Linked DNA regions of Homo sapiens: region 1 is linked to region 2. Evidence: chromatin contacts called from ENCODE Hi-C or POLR2A ChIA-PET data. All regions are on one chromosome and are shown on one strand. Each heading gives the region's core, a stretch centred on a gene start or an enhancer-like site at or near the end of the contact. The rest is flanking DNA. Distances are from core to core; before and after follow the strand shown. Region 1 holds the start of TCF4 (transcription factor 4). Region 2 overlaps TCF4 (transcription factor 4).

The links. Hi-C counts contacts between places; a loop is a spot of excess contacts on that map. ChIA-PET counts read pairs that join two places held with the same protein, here RNA polymerase II (POLR2A). Pooled maps may share reads with other maps.
Region 1: a loop to region 2 is called in a map of OCI-LY7, with 3 times the contacts of the local background. The contact joins the promoter of TCF4 here to the enhancer-like site in region 2. A Hi-C loop is called at or near these places in 26 of 168 maps with a recorded cell type or tissue (A673, B cell, IMR-90 and 12 more), 11 of 37 single-sample maps with no recorded cell type and 23 of 50 pooled maps. POLR2A ChIA-PET finds 5 or more read pairs at or near these places in 10 of 52 experiments (A673, AG04450, BJ and 7 more).

Annotation. Positions count from the first base shown.
Region 1 is chr18:55,586,438-55,591,620 of GRCh38, forward strand. TCF4 (transcription factor 4) reads right to left here and starts at 1,755. Exons shown (of 20, transcript NM_001083962.2): 1 at 1,601-1,755; 2 at 608-699. The coding sequence starts at 679. LOC105372126 (a long non-coding RNA gene) reads left to right here and starts at 3,462. Exons shown (of 3, transcript XR_935479.3): 1 at 3,462-3,538. RefSeq lists an enhancer at 3,340-3,569.
Region 2 is chr18:55,504,704-55,509,704 of GRCh38, forward strand. All of the region lies in intron 3 of TCF4 (transcription factor 4), which reads right to left. Among named protein-coding and RNA genes, the nearest start is that of MIR4529, 28 kb to the left of the region's middle. RefSeq lists an enhancer at 4,845-5,001. Within about 2 kb of position 1,513, at least 3 of the 41 ENCODE cell types and tissues checked have a DNase peak (open chromatin) inside an H3K27ac peak, as active enhancers do; they include A673, B cell and OCI-LY7, where a contact is called at or near this core.

The sequences.
Region 1 (5,183 bases), core at 505-3,004, 82 kb after region 2:
CAAGTTCCGCTTTGTGCTGATCCTACGACTACGAAATTTACCAAAACAGTCCAAAAGGTTCTAAAGAATGTATGCTCAGCATATCCATACTAGTTTTAAGAATCCTAGGAAAAGATGTAACTAGGAGGTAAGATGTAAGGAACAGGTCCTACCAATCCAAAGCATCATTAGCTTAAAACTTTAAAGAGACAACTGGGTCTCCTATTTTCTATTTTCCATTTCCAAAAACAATAAATAAAACGAAGAGTAGTGTGCAAAGTATTAGTAGTCTCAGTGTTCAGACATGGCCAAGTTTTAGGGGTGGTTTAGTTTTAGGGGTGTCTATTTTTGCTTTCCACTGGGGTGAGATTCCATTATTTGGGGTAATCAGTGGGTAGGGAATTGAAGGCCAGTAATAAAACTCAAAAAAAAAAAAAAGCCTGAATCTTCCATCACACCACAAAATTATAGTTAAAAACTTGTCAAAAAGACCTTCATATTTACCAAGGATTCAGCCAATTAAAAATTATTACTGTCCTTTAGATTCCTACTGGTTTCTAGCTGAAGTGTTTGGGTTTTTGTTTTGTTTTTTTCACAGCTGTTGTTAGTTTCCACCGTTCTTTCTTACCGCACTGAAATCCAGTAAATCACTCAGCTCTTTGTCCGTCCCTAAGGCAGCCATTCGCTGTTGGTGATGCATTTTAGCAAAATCACACAAACCTAGAAACATGGAAATAACCGCAATCAGAAAATCCAGTCCCAATCCTTGGAGAAAACACAATCGGATTTTTGGAGACTGGGGGGTTGGGGGTGGGGACGTGGGGGCGGGTGGGATTAAGGTGGAAAGGAGGAAGGGATGGGAGACTTGTTGTTGGGTTGGGTTTGGTTTTGTTTTTTTAAGATGGAATAGGCAGCAATAGCAAAAAAAAAAAAAAAAAAAAAAAAAAAAAAAAAAAAAGCGATATTGTATTTCCAAAGAGACGATCAAACTGGTAACATCCACTATAAAACCAAATCAGGGAAAGAAAAAAAAAAAGCCGCTCTTCAGCGCATCATTTTATGCAACAGGAGGTAGAGCGAGAAATGAATGGATCACAGAGAAAAGAGAAACTACTGAGAACGATCCGATCTCAACTTTCCCCCCACCCTGCACCCCACCCCCCTCGCACACTCACACTCGCACACGCACACACACTCGCACACACCACTCCCCTCCGCTTTTCAAAGTAGCTATCAAGAAATTAAAGATGAGCGTCTCTGGAGTGAAAACACGTCCAAAGGGGGAGGGGTGGGGTGACAGGGTTGGGGGGAGCGGAGTGGAGGGTCGGGTCCTCTAATTGTCCAGCACCCTAATTTGTGAAAGAAAGGGGTTATAAAAATTAAAGTCAGGCCCCTGGCAAAGTCCTCGGTCCCTCCGAGGGGGCATCAAGGGGAGGGGCGGGGGGGCTGGCGGCGAGGGGGAGGGAAGCGGCGGGAGGGGAAGGGGTGTCTCTTCTGGGAGCGCCGGGCGCCGGGAGCCCGCGGCGCGGGAGGCGCGGAGCCGCGTGCGGGGCCGCCGAGCCCGAACCCCGCGCCGCCGGGCGCCTCCGCCCCGCCGAGCCCCGCAGGCGCCGGTACCTACCGCCCGCGCGCGAGAAGGGGCTCTCCGTGCACCGCCGGCGCCGAGGCGGCGTTCATGTCTAACCGCCGCCGCCACCGCCGCCGCCTGCTCCTGCGCCCGCTCCCGCGCCTGCTGCCTCCCCGCCGCCGCCGCCGCCGCCGCCACTACAGATCCGCAGACACACAGCCAAGATCCCTGACTCTTAACACCAACTCTCTTCTCCGGGGAGGGGAGGGGACGGAGGGAAGGGGGGAGGGGGAAACACGCCGAGGCGCACGGAATTGCAAGTTCAGCAAAGAAATGGGTGGGGGGGCTCCGGCGGGGAGACGCGACTTGCTCCGGGTCGGGCAGGCTAGGATGCATCCCCCTCGCACCCACCCCGAGGGGAAAAAAAAAAAATCTCAACACCTCCCCCGCCTCGCCAAAAAATACAAACGAAAATTCATCGAGCACCTCATTTTTCCTCAGATCGTCAGTTACAATCTGAAGCCTGAACAGTTCAGTTTTTGCCCGTTGCATCCCTCGGAGGCACTTTGAAATTTATTCGAGTTTACATCCCCTCACTTCTTTCTTTCTCTTACTCTCGTTCCCTCTCACTCACACATCCACACACGGCAAAGCAAGTTTATACTAGGCTGCAAATACACGTGATGCAAAAAGACTTTGCCAAGAGGAACAATATTTTTCTTTTTCGTCTATAAATCAAGCCACATTTTCCTGGGGAGATTTTCGTTTCGGTAGTTTTGCGTTGGGGGCGAAATCTGAATTGCATACTTTCTTTCCCCTCCCTTTTAAGTCACAGAATAGTATAACTGCAAACTTCGAAAAAAAAAAAGGGCAATTTTTGGGGGTGGATGTTGTTTTGTTTTTGCACTTGAGTTCCTAGGCACGCTAAGTCCCTGTTCGCCAGCACTGTAAGTTTTTAATTCAACATTTACCATTATAGGCCCTGCATGCTCTTAAAACATACTTTTTCACATCACTTTTTAGGATAAAATTTAAGCTTCATAATTCTATCGTTTCGTAATAACAAGCGTGCTTTATCCGGTATATGCAACATAAGCTATTTTAACGTGTGTTTGAAAAAAAAAACACACATTCTACAAATCCTGGTATTGCTAGATGTGCGAGTACATACACAAAATGCATGCACACACTTTTTCCCATTGGCAATTATTTAATAGGTTGTCCCTTTTGTTTTAATAAAACATCGGGATCGACATTTTAAAAATTAAATTCAATTACAAACAGTTTACTCTGACGGCAAATTGAAACGTTACCTTAAATGGCCACAAATATTCTCACAATATTCCAAGGAAAGAGACTTTAAAAAGAGAGACAAAAATCTTCTGCAAGTACTTAGTATCTCACATGTGTATCCCCAAAAAGTATTTTAACTGGTACTCAGTCCTGCTCCAGGGATATCCACAGATTACAAGATTATGCACCTGGCTCTGGTTTTTGCATTTTCCACCATAAAACTGCAACAAAATTCCCTCCCCCAAAAAAGAAATCATTAAAAAAAAATCCAACAACTTTTTCTTATTGTTTATAAAAAAAAAAATGAACACAGGATAGTTATAATTTTTCCTCAAACAATTCTTGTTGGTGATTTTTTTTCTTCTCTCATAAAGTCTTAAACTTGTTCCAAGTTTAGAGGTGTCTCATCATCATCATCCTCCTCCTCATCATCATCACCATGGACTCCCCCGTGGAGTCACATTGATAATAATAGGTTTCCCTGAAAGATACATTGTAATCCATTCACATCCGGGAACTGCGGGCTTATAAAGAGAAGGAGCTGCGGCCGCGGCTGCTCCTCCAGACAATGACTGGGAAGGGGCGGGGCGGGAGCAGGCGACCATAGAGTGGTAAACAGAGCGCCTAGAGAGGCGGCCAAGATGGCGGTGCTGGTCGACCACGCCTCCTCCGGGAGCGGAGGCGGGTGGCTGTTCTCGGGTAGGCGTCGCGCGTGGGGCGGCACTGTGGGAGTTCCCGAGGCCGAGGTCGTTCGCAGGCCCCATTTCCCTGCGCTCTTATTCGTGTTGCCGCTTCTTGGCCGTCCTTGCTCTTTGACACAAAAGTGTAGTTTCGGCACAAATTTACAAATTAAACTCCACAGACTTCCGCAGGGAAGTGAGATACCCCCAGGTCTCCCTGAGGAAGGCTCGGGAAAGACTGGGCCGGCCTCACTCACAGTAAGCCTGACCCTGGGTTCTCCCACTGTGTGGAGCCAGATTTCTCAGCGAGCCTTGGGCGGCATGGGAAAAGGCCTCTGGGCCAAGTTGGTCCTAGGCTGGAAGAGGGATGTGGGTCCTCTCCTCCAACTCCCCCACCCTATCTTCTTATAGAGCGCTGGAAGTGTGTGAACTTTCCAAGTCCAAAAAGTCTTCACTTGGCGAAGACCTTCATCTATTGCTTTGTAGACTCAAATGTAGTTTGTGCCATAAGCCACGACTGACTCAACCCATTTCTGGCCAAGCAGTTACCTTCTGTAGCCTGTTTTCTGGTCTGTGTAAAGCAAATAACGCCCACTTTACGAATTTTATAGTGGATACAGATAAAGATGAAGCCACCACGAAAGAAATAATTCCTTTTCATCTCTTAATTCCTTGCTAAATCAACTGATACCGCTAACCTAGCCAATGGAATTTTAAATGGAAATTTCCCTACTCCAAAACAATAGCTTTTAGTCTTTGCAACAGAAAAGCAAGTAATAATAATGACAGATAACACATGTGTTTACTATATGCTAAACAGTGTTCCTATAACTTCACAAATACTGGCTACTTTAAGCCTAAGAATAACCCTATGGAGTATGTATTACTACTGTAATTTGTATATTGGGCAACAGAAGCAAGTAAAATTGAGTAGCTTGACCCAAGGAAGAAGTTTTGTAAGTGGTACAAACTTAACTAAGTCACACAACTATATTGAGTGACAGAGCCCACCTTTGAAACCAGACAGTCTGTGATAACAGTCCACATTCAACCATATTCCTATATACCATCTGGCAGTGGGAACATCCTAATCTCCATTTGCTGATAAAAGTTTGTGGCAGTAACAGAGTTCAGATCAATTTCGGCGATCTTTTACTTACATGTAAGTTTTTACAGAACAAGAATTAAGGCATTTATTGGTTGTTTCCTGTACATTCACACATGGTGAAGATTCCTGTCTTCCATCCCCATTCGGTGTTCTCATCTCAAAATAATATCTTACATTTAGACATTACTTTTTGCTGCATTATCACAAGCATCATCCCCAATTCTCAGAGTTAACCCCTACAGGTTCTGCTTAGATGATGTAATGAAAAGATCACAAACGTTGGGTTAGGAGAAATTCCACTGGCTCTACCTCTAGTCATTCTTTGAACTAAGGCCCAATGTCAATGTCTTTTGCTGTAAAATCCAGAGGTTAGATTAGATAATCCAATAAAACCCCTTCTAGCTTTTAGGTTTTTAAGACTCCTCATTCCGCTGAATTTCTTTTTTTGTTTGTTTGTTTTGTTTTGTTTTGAGATGGAGTTTCACTCTTGTTGCCCAGGCTGGAGTGCAATGGCACGATCTTGGCTCACTGCAACCTCCACCTCCCAGGTTCAAGC
Region 2 (5,001 bases), core at 263-2,762:
GCCCCTCTCTGCATCTGCCCCATACACAGTGTGCCCACACTGCCTCTAATTTGTGTTGTCTGTTGGCAAAATGGACTGTAGTACCAACTTTAAAAACCAATCGAAGTATTAAAACAAAACAGACAACCTCTCCCATATTTGGCAGAAAAACCGTAATTCAAATGTTCCAAGCCTCCCCCAAGAACAAGCAATTATAAGGTGCAGAAAGGCAATGGCTTTAAAACAACATGCTAATCCTAATATTAGTACCTTGAAAAAAGGAAAACTGCCAAGATGCTGGAATAGTGCCCAGTTATCCGTCTTACCTACAGCAATAAAACTGTCCTATAAATGTGAACAAGACAGTTAGGATACATTTTGGGGTTAGGTTATTGGCATTTTTTTCCACCTCACCATTCCCTAGGAGAATAAGCCTGACCTATGGAAGCAAAACACAGCAGATGGTAACTCAGCCCAGTACCAAGAGTACTTAGTCAATCCAAATAATTCACACAAAACTGAAGCAAGATGTTCAATGATTTATGGCGCTAATTTCACAAGAAAATTATGGAATCCTTCTCTTCAATAGAGCCACCTTTTTATTGTCATATGCTGGATAGCTAACTAAAGTGTCTAAAAAGCAATATATTATTATATTACTATCAACAATACATAATAATGACATAATCATTAATAACATAATAATTATTATAGCTAACACTTATGCTGGGTACTCATGTAAGTAATTTACAAGAAATAACTTATTTAGTCCTCAGTATGATTCTATGAAATAACTACCGCCACTGTACAGATAAGAAAACTGAGAAAAAATAGCAACCGGGCCGGGCGCGGTGGCTCACGCCTGTAATCCCAGCACTTTGGAAGGCCGAGGCGGGCGGATCACGAGGTCAGGAGATCGAGACCATCCCGGCTAAAACGGTGAAACCCCGTCTCTACTAAAAATACAAAAAATTAGCCGGGCGTAGTGGCGGGCGCCTGTAGTCCCAGCTACTTGGGGGGCTGAGGCAGGAGAATGGCGTGAACCCGGGAGGCGGAGCTTGCAGTGAGCCGAGATCCCGCCACTGCACTCCAGCCTGGGCCACAGAGCGAGACTCCGTCTCAAAAAAAAAAAAAAAAAAAAGCAACCAGAACAAATAACTATGACATGGAGAACCAACCTTCAAATCTGGGAAACATACACCCAGTCCATGTGCCTAACTAATCCAACAGTATAGGAGTGGGTTTAATCTAAAGATTACTGCAAAAATGAAAAATAAAATGTATTTGCAGGAAATAACACTAGACCTGGATTCAGCTGACCTGACTTGTTCACTGTGAAACCTCAACAGAGACACCTCTTTGAGAAATGGTTTCTTCATCTCTGAAATGGAGTGAATTCAAAGCTGGAAAGCTTGTGCTTCCAGTTTTAAAGATCAGATTCTAAGGATAAAGCCTAAATCTGAGTTTTGCTTAAAGACCAGAACACTTTTTATCATTGTTCTAGATCAAGAAATACTGATGACCTGCAGTGGAAATCAAACAGCAGCAGTTTCTCTCTGGTTCAATGATCCTCATCCCACGTGATTCTATCATAAAACTGTACTTCCTCTCTTTGCAGAGAGGATTAGGCTACTTACTAATAAGTGTAACTCCAATAAACCTAGGAGGACCTGAGGCTGCTACTTCCCAGTTCCCAAGTCAAGTCAGGCTTTTGATAATATATTTTATTTATACACACACATATATTCAGATGGAATCATCCAATCAGCTTCCTGATTCTAAAACTGCATTTTCTTTCTACAAAATGAACCCAAATGTCCAAAGGAAAACCATCAGCTAGGATAATACACACACATTAAAATGTCCACATGCAACACACACACACACACATATACATACCCCACACACAAAAATATTTCCACAAGCAAGCATGCATTCATTTATTTAAACATAATCACAGTACTCACTCTAAGAGAGGGATAGGTTTTAAGATCTCCAGCAGATGCCTGAAACCTCAGATAGCACAAAATTCTATATACGCTATGATTTTTCCTATGCATATATACCTATGATAAAGTTAGTTCATAAATCAGGCACAGTGAGAGACTGACAACAATAACTAAGAGTAACATAGAACAATTATAATATACTGCAACCTCAGCATATGATCTTTCTTTTTTTTTTCTTTTTTTTTTTTTGAGATGGAGGCTTGCTCTGTCACTGAGGCTGGAGTGCAGTGGCACAATCTTGGCTCACTGCAACCTCCGCCTCTCAGACTCAAGCAATTCTCCTGCCTCAGCCTCCCAAGTAGCTGGGATTACAGGCGTCCACCACCACGTCTGGCTAATTTTTGTATTTTTAGTAGAGATGGGGTTTCACCATGTTGGCCAGGCTGGTCTCGATCTCTTGACCTCAGGTGATCCGCCCGCCTTGGCCTCCCAAAGTGCTGGGATTACAGGCATGAGCCACCAGGCCTGGCCTTTTCTTAAGTGGGGAACTTTGCCCTTGTAACTTATAGGATGCACTTCATGGCTTTCTTTTGGCATATCTGAATTGCCAGATTCACTACTTTTGTGCTTTGGGGCCATAGTTAAGTCAAAAAAGGGTGACTAGAACCTGAGCACTGCCATAGTAACAGTCAATCTGAAAACCTAGAGGTGACTTATAGGCAGGGAGTGTCTGGAGTGTGAATCTGCTGGACAAAGTAAGGATTCATGTCCCGGATGAGATGGCAAAGGACAGTGCAGATTTCATCAAATGGCGAGCAATTTAGAACTTAGGAGTTATTTCTGGAATTTTCCATTTAATATTTTTGGACCACAGCTGATGGACAGTAACTAAAACTAGAGAAAATGAAACTACAGATAAGGGGGGCGGGGGGACTACTGTATTCTAATTATCTTTTTTGCCTACCTAGGGGTTCCATATTTTGATGCAGTTTAGTTGGATATCAGGCAACTACACATGGGTAGACAAAGAAATGAACACCTTTGCACCTGAACAGCAACAGCTAAGGGGACACACACAGAGGGAACCACTGAATTCTAACCTTGGCTGAAACTTAATTGGGTGTGGATTGGGGAGAAGATTTCTGGGTGTATTGTGTGTGCTGGGAGTAATCTATCAAGTATTGATTGGGTTCAAGTGTTGGTGCTGAGGAGTTACCCTCAGCTTCTCCATTCCCCTAAAAATTCTCTAGGCTGAAATAGCCTTTCTAGGCATTCACTCAAGTAAGGTGGAGAAACTGACCCATGTAACCGGGAAATGACTACAACCAGGAGGAGACACTGAGGCTAATGTGTTGCCTATAAAGTCTCATCCTCAAGTTGATGCTATCCAAGAACAAATAACAGAACCAGTGCGGGACAGGGAGGCTTCCTGACCAGAGGACCAGCAGCAGTGGAAAAAGGCAGCCGGGGAAATGTACCCCCAACACACACAATATACCCCAAAACTTTCTCCCACCCCCCACCAACAAAATGCCTCTGGCAAATAACACCTTATTATTTGATATGTGCAACTGCAAACTCATTTAAAGTAAAACTAGAAGCACCTTTAGAAAACTTTGCTGCTTTAAATTGATCTATAACCTACTCCAGGTCTACCCGCCCTTTCTTTTAACCAGGCTGCCATTCCTAAATTTTCCTCCGTTATAGCAATTCTACCACCACCACTTCTGAAAATGGGTTTTGAATGTTAATATTTTGTTGGATTTTCAAATGTAATGATTATTTCTAACAAGAACTGAGAAACTGCTCCATTATATTTCTCCTCTCTAAATTTGATCATGCTAATAGCTTAAAAATACTCACTGAGCAGTTACTATGGGCTGAACACTGTTCTCAATGTTAGATGCATTCACTCATTTAATTCCCATAGCCCAATGAAGCAGGGACTTGTATTATCCTCATTTTACAGAGAAATTAAATAACTGTGTTGCCCCAGGTTACAGGTAGTAAGTGGTCGAGCTGAGATTTAGAGCCAGAATCCATGCTTTCCAGCCCACCCTTCCCAGCTCACACTTGCTCTTTAATTATAAAATACCAGAAATCGGCACAGTAAACATTGTTGCTGTGCACCTCCTTTTATTCCTAGGAACACTTAATAACAAACTGCAAATAACAAAACCGCAATACACGCTAAATGCTACAAGGTTTCATTTCACCATCCCTGCAAGAAATTTGCTTACTTTTAGAAATTATGTGCTGACTTTAAAAAATCCAAACAAAATGTAAATCGTATTTTTATTAACTGTTAAACAGATTATCTGAAACATTAGAGTAAATCTCCTCTCAAAAATCATAGCAAGACTCCTGTATGTTATTAAATCTCTTTACATTTTAAACAGGAAAAATACTCCATTTCTGAGTCTAAGTTCCTAGCCCTTCAATAATCCACACTAAAAATCAGATTAATTGGAATTTAAATATATCTGTGTGTGTCTTATTTCTGTAAGTCCTTAAGGAACATTATTGTCCACTGTTATCCCCAAGTCTTGCGGACTTCGTAAAGGAGTACTAGACACAGGGCAGGTTTTTAAACCATTATATAAAAAAAAACTTTGATATAATCTAAGTTATTCTCTTCTCTGGTAAAACTGTAGCTACCTAAAAGCAAGTAGGTACAGCAACATAAAACACTCACACAGACAGACACACACACACACACACACAAACACTCAAACACCACCACCACATACTCAGTTAAGATGCTGGTAGTATCGCTACTTGTTTTTTCAGCTTTAATTCACTGTGTTGAAAACTACTCAGAAAATATTTGATGTCTCTCTTGACAGTACAGCATGTAGAGGCAGCCCCCAGAATTATAAACCAAATTGCGTTTAAAAAAGAATGGACTGTTGAAAGAATGATCCCCACTAAAAATACAGTTTAAAGGCAACTAAGGTCATCAAGAGTAAAATGGCTAGTGGCTTAATGTGACATCCAAAATGATTCCCCCAAATCTCATCCCCTTTATACTAAAACAATAGAGGGTTGCCTCTAATAAGTTAATATCATTCCT